Linked DNA regions of Homo sapiens: region 1 is linked to region 2. A link is a loop called in an ENCODE intact Hi-C map of the cell type or tissue named here. Cell type or tissue: GM12878. All regions are shown on one strand.

Evidence for each region. A loop is a pair of places that touch in the nucleus more often than their neighbours do. Peaks named below come from ENCODE experiments on the same cell type or tissue, not always from the same donor. Only the 100,000 strongest peaks of a DNase experiment are listed, where the experiment ranks them.
Region 1: a loop joins it to region 2, with 4 times the contacts of the local background. A loop is called at or near these places in 4 of 110 quality-filtered maps.

The regions. Positions count from the first base shown.
Region 1 is chr16:17,075,165-17,077,664 of GRCh38, reverse strand. No RefSeq gene overlaps it. Among named protein-coding and RNA genes, the nearest start is that of XYLT1, 390 kb to the left of the region's middle. In GM12878, a CTCF peak has its summit at 1,214; a DNase peak (open chromatin) is centred at 1,162.
Region 2 is chr16:17,134,664-17,137,163 of GRCh38, reverse strand. XYLT1 (xylosyltransferase 1) reads left to right here. Exons shown (of 12, transcript NM_022166.4): 9 at 2,429-2,500. All of the region lies in intron 1 of LOC102723692 (a long non-coding RNA gene), which reads right to left. Among named protein-coding and RNA genes, the nearest start is that of XYLT1, 340 kb to the left of the region's middle. RefSeq lists an enhancer at 2,351-2,410. In GM12878, a CTCF peak has its summit at 1,202 (motif pointing right); a DNase peak (open chromatin) is centred at 2,343; H3K27ac peaks cover 460 bases.

The DNA.
Region 1 (2,500 bases), 59 kb after region 2:
CCAGACTAGTCTTGAACTCCTGACCTCATGATCCACCCGCCTCAGCCTCCTAAAGTGCTGGGATTTACAGGTGTGAGCCACCGCGCCCAGCCACAATAATTTAAAATAAACCATTTAATAAATATCAAAAGGAAAAGAAGACATTGTGCCTGAAAGTGTTGAAAATCATAAAAATATCACGAAACATTAATAAAGGACATTGTTGAAGAAAAAAAAATCACCCTAATAACCTATTTCTAGCTTTTCAATATTCCCTCCCAGTATTCTCCCGCACACATGACCACTTCTGAATAGTCACAATTTTAGTTCACATTGTCATATTAACCATTCACACCCACCCTTTGAAAAAACCCATTTTGCGGATGGGAAAACCAAGGCTCAGAGAAGTTATGCATCTTCAGAGAATTTGTGAGTAGCTGAGCCAGGTTCTTACTCTAACTTTCACTCCAAAGTGGGCTGCTCCCCAACCAAAGTCCTTTTTCACAATCACTAGCTTTTGCTGGTATACCAATGACCCTTGGACAATAATGACAAGAACCAACAGTTTTGGAGAAAGAGAAGATGGAGAAGGATATGGCAAAGAGACAGAGGAGAAGTAGAAAAAAGAGAAGAGGGAGAGGAAAGAGGTGGATGATGGGGGGTGGAGAAGGTAAAGGGGGAAGGGAAGAGAAAGAGAAGAAAGGGAGTGATGGAGAGGAAGGAGATGAGTAAGGAAAATGGAGGGGAGGAGACGGAGGGAGAGGATGAAATGGCAAGTTGGGCAGGGAAGGGAAGGACCCAAGACGTGGAATCTAGTTCTGGCACTGCTATTTTAGTGGCCATAAGCAAGTCCATTCTCTCTGTGGCTGCTTTTCCATTTGGGGGATTGAGAATCTAAGTGTCTGCCCAACCAATTGCACAGGTTACAGTAAGGCCAATCAGTGCAAAAGATAGGAGAGCATTCTGGAAAAGTTCAAAGGCCTAATACAAAAACAGAAATGGGGCATGTTGTAGCTTCCGTACGGATACCTTCTAGCTGGAGCCTTCAGCCCTTGGAGCTCGTGTGTGTGTGTGTGTATGTTTGTGTGTGTCCAACGTGTACCTTCTCTCCTGTCCCCACCCACACAGAGGTCATTTCAGAGGAAGTGACTGAAATCCACATCTCACCAAGCAACGCGTAGGCTAGCATTTCTCCCCAGTTCACTTTCATTTCTGTGCTATGAGACAGCCCTGGCCAGATGAGGGAGATGTATGAAGCATTTGTCATTGAGGTCCATTGAATTTTATTAGCAATTTTCTCCTTTGTTAGCAATTTCACATTGCATATTAGCATTTGTTTTCATATCATATTAGCATTCATCACAAAAGGCTAATCCCATTAGCACTTTTCACATTGTATTAGAGAAAACAAATAATCGCATGGTGCCAATGCGTCATTGCAACAAGAATGGCCTTTTCATCTGCTGCTTTTCTGTTTATTCCAGATCTGCCCCACCCCTCTGCAGAGCTGCCTATAAATCGGGGAAAACTCACAGATTCTGACTCTATGAACCATCTGAGCTATTCCAGAATTGGGATTTGCCTTTCCAAAAATTTCCATTCATTCGTGAATGTAGTCAATATTTATGGAGCATATACCTGTACTAGCTGTTTCACTAAATGCTAGGGACACATATCAAACAAGACTGTGAAAAATGGGCAAATAATGTTTTCTGCAACTTTCGGGAATATATAAATAAATTGCAAGAGATTGTTTAAACAAACTTTTTTAGAGCACTTTATAGTTGTTCAATTGTCAACAGCATTGACGTGCCAATTTCAACGCTTTTTTTTCTATCATGATCTGTTCATTATAGCAGGTTAAAAAAAGGTTTTTGTTTTTGTTTGTTTGTTTGTTTTTGAGATGGAGTCTCACTCTGTTGCCCAGGCTGGAGTGCAATGGCGCGATCTCGGCTCACTGCAACCTCCACCTCCCAGGTTCAAGAGATTCCTCTGCCTCAGCCTCCCAAGTAGCTGGGGCTACAGGAATGGGCCATAACACCCAACCAATTTTTGTATTTTTAGTAGAGATGGGTTTCACCACATTGGCCCGGCTGGTCTCGAACTGCTGACCTCAAGTGATCCACCCACTTTGGCCTCCCTAAGTGCTGGGATTACAAGCGTGAGCCACTGCACCTGGCTTAAAGGTTTCTTAATAGTTACTGCTCTAGGCTGGGCGCAGTGGCTCACACCTGTAATCCCAACACTTTGGGAGGCCGAGGCGGGTGGATCATGAGTCAGGAGATCGAGACTGTACTGGCTGGCTAACACGGTGAAATCCCATCTCTACTAAAAATACAAAAAATTAGCCAGGCATGGTGGCGGGGGCCTGTAGCCCCAGCTACTTGGGAGGCTGAGGCAGGAGAATGGCATGAACCCGGGAGGCAGAGCTTGCAGTGAGCTGAGATCGCACCACTGCACTCCAGCCTGGGCGACACAGCGAGACTCCGTCTCAAAAAAAAAAAAAAAAAAAAAAAAAAAG
Region 2 (2,500 bases):
AGAGTACACTGCAGGTTTTCTGTCGTTCGTATTCCCCTTAAGGTTCCCACACAGCAGCTCCAGCCACCTTAAGCTGGCAGACAGGGGGCTGCCTAAACTCACATCTTCCCTGCAGAAAGGATATGCTGAGCCGAAAGAGGGTTGCAGGGGAATGTTTGTTTGACCTATTCAATGAATTCCCATGTTTGGAGAGGACCCGTCCCTCACTGCCCTAATCGCAGAGAATCTTCATCACTTAGAGCACAAAACCTCCACGTGCTGATTCCCAGAGCCCTGCACTCCCCCAGGCACAAGCATTTGTATCCTAGCCCGGCATCCTGGGGACATTGTAGCCTCTGACAAGGAGTGCCTCATGTGTTCACAGCAAGCAGAGATTAAGAATATCCCCCAAGATCTAGAGTCAAGACACTGCTGCCTGTAAGGAACTCAGAGTTCTTGCGCGAAGAACTTGGAGAGAAAGAATAATATGGTAACGTGCCCTGTTTGTTAGAAGATCCAGCTATGGTCGGAATCGCAGGCAGAGAAAGGAGTTTGTTCTGCCCCTAGATGGGTTCCTGGTAACAAGGGGCTGGTGATAATAATCAAAGAGCAGCCTACACTATGTGCTAGACACTATGCTAGTAACCCATTTTAAGGATGCTGAGGCCCAGAGAGTTTGAGTAACTTGACCTGCACAGCTAGACGGTAGCCAAATGAGGATTTGAATTCAGGTGGTCTAACTCTCTACAGTGCTAAGCTGTGCTCCCCACCACAGAGAGGTTTCCTGAAGCAGACTGGCAATGAGATGTTTAGAATAACACCAAGGGTACTTACGATCAGGGGGCTTCCCAGTTTACTCAGTTGCCTCAGTCCTGGAGTGATACAGTAGAAAGGGCTTGGATTTTGGAGTCATGCATTTGGGCTTCAAATCTTACAATGGTGTGAGTCTGTACATATCGCTTTGCCTCTCTGAGCTCAGTTTTCTCATCTGTAAAATGGGAATCATAATACCTGCCTTGCCAAGTTACAGGGAAAATTAGAGGTAATGACATAAGTCCATTGCCCTGCGTATTGTGTGTGGTCAGTAGTTGTTGCTGCTATTAATCTACCACCATGAAAACAGTGCTGGACCCAACTTTAGGTCAATAATAACACTAGACAATAATAAGCTCCTCAAGGGAGAGACCTGTGTTTTATTTGTCTCCGCAGCCCTACACAAGGGGTCAGCAAACTCTAGCCCTGGGGGCCAAAGTCAGCCCACTGCCTGCTTCTATAAATGAAGTTTAGTTGGAACACAGCCATACCTATTTATTTAGTCTCTTGTCTGTCTGTGGCTGCTTTTATGCTATAAAAGCGAAGCTGAAGGTTTCAAAGCTATTTTAAATATTTACTGTCTGGCCTTTTACTGAATATAAAGTATAACACCTGGTAGCTTACAGGTGCTTAGTATTTCTTTAACCCTGGACCCTGACTCTTCGTCCCATCTCTGATAGTGACTTGCTGTGTGTTCTCAGCTAAGTCCCTTACCATCTCTGGGCCTGTTGCCTTGAGAGTTTGGTTGCTATCAGTGGTCCTGAAACACTGAATCATAATCACCTGGGAATTTTTTTTTTTTTTTTTTGAGCTACACTCCAGAGCTATTGACTCAGTAGGTCCTTTTTCTCTGAGACAGAGTCTTGTTCTGTCACCCAGGCTGGAGTGCAGCGGCAGTCTCGGCTCACTGCAACCTCCACCTCCTAGGTTCAAGTGATTCTCCTGTCTCAGCCTCCTGAGCAGCTGGGACTACAGGTGTGTGCCTGGCCTGGAATCTGAATTTTTCAAAGTCCCAGAGATTCCGATCCCTTGTGAGTCTGCAAGTTGGCTGAAATACCAAAGAGGCAATAGGGCATGGTGGAGACTGCAGTGAGCAGAAGAACCTAGGTGCTGTCTAAAGGAACAGCCACCACCCTTCAGCTTTAACCAGTTGTTACCATGTGGAGTGTGGGCCTGGGGTTGCCAGATCTATTGCTGTTTAAAGAGAAGCCAAAAGAATTTCCGTGAACTCTTTCATGTTTTAAATATGGCTAGCTAAAATACATCTGCAGGCTGTATTTATTTGCCCTAGATTACTAGCCTGTGACCTGTACCTAAATGATGTCTGAGATCCATCCCAGCTATTACCATCTAAAATTATTTAGTTTATTTAACAGACATCTAAATGATGCTTACTAAGAAATGATGCTTACTAAGTGCCTATCATTGCTTTAGATGTTCTGCACAGATTAACTCACACCCTTATTATAACCCATTTTACAGATGTTGAAACTGAGAACACAGAGGTGCAAAAAGTATCGGAGCTAATTCGGGTCCAGCAGAGCTTTGCTTCTAACCACAGGATATGCCCTTAGGTTCCCCCCAACCCCCAGCACTCGCTGATGTGGCTTTTCTATTTTTAATCCCATGAGTACAGCAGACAGCCCGGCCTACCTTCTTTGCCCGCAAGTTTGAAGCCGTGGTGAATCAGGAAATCATTGGGCAGCTG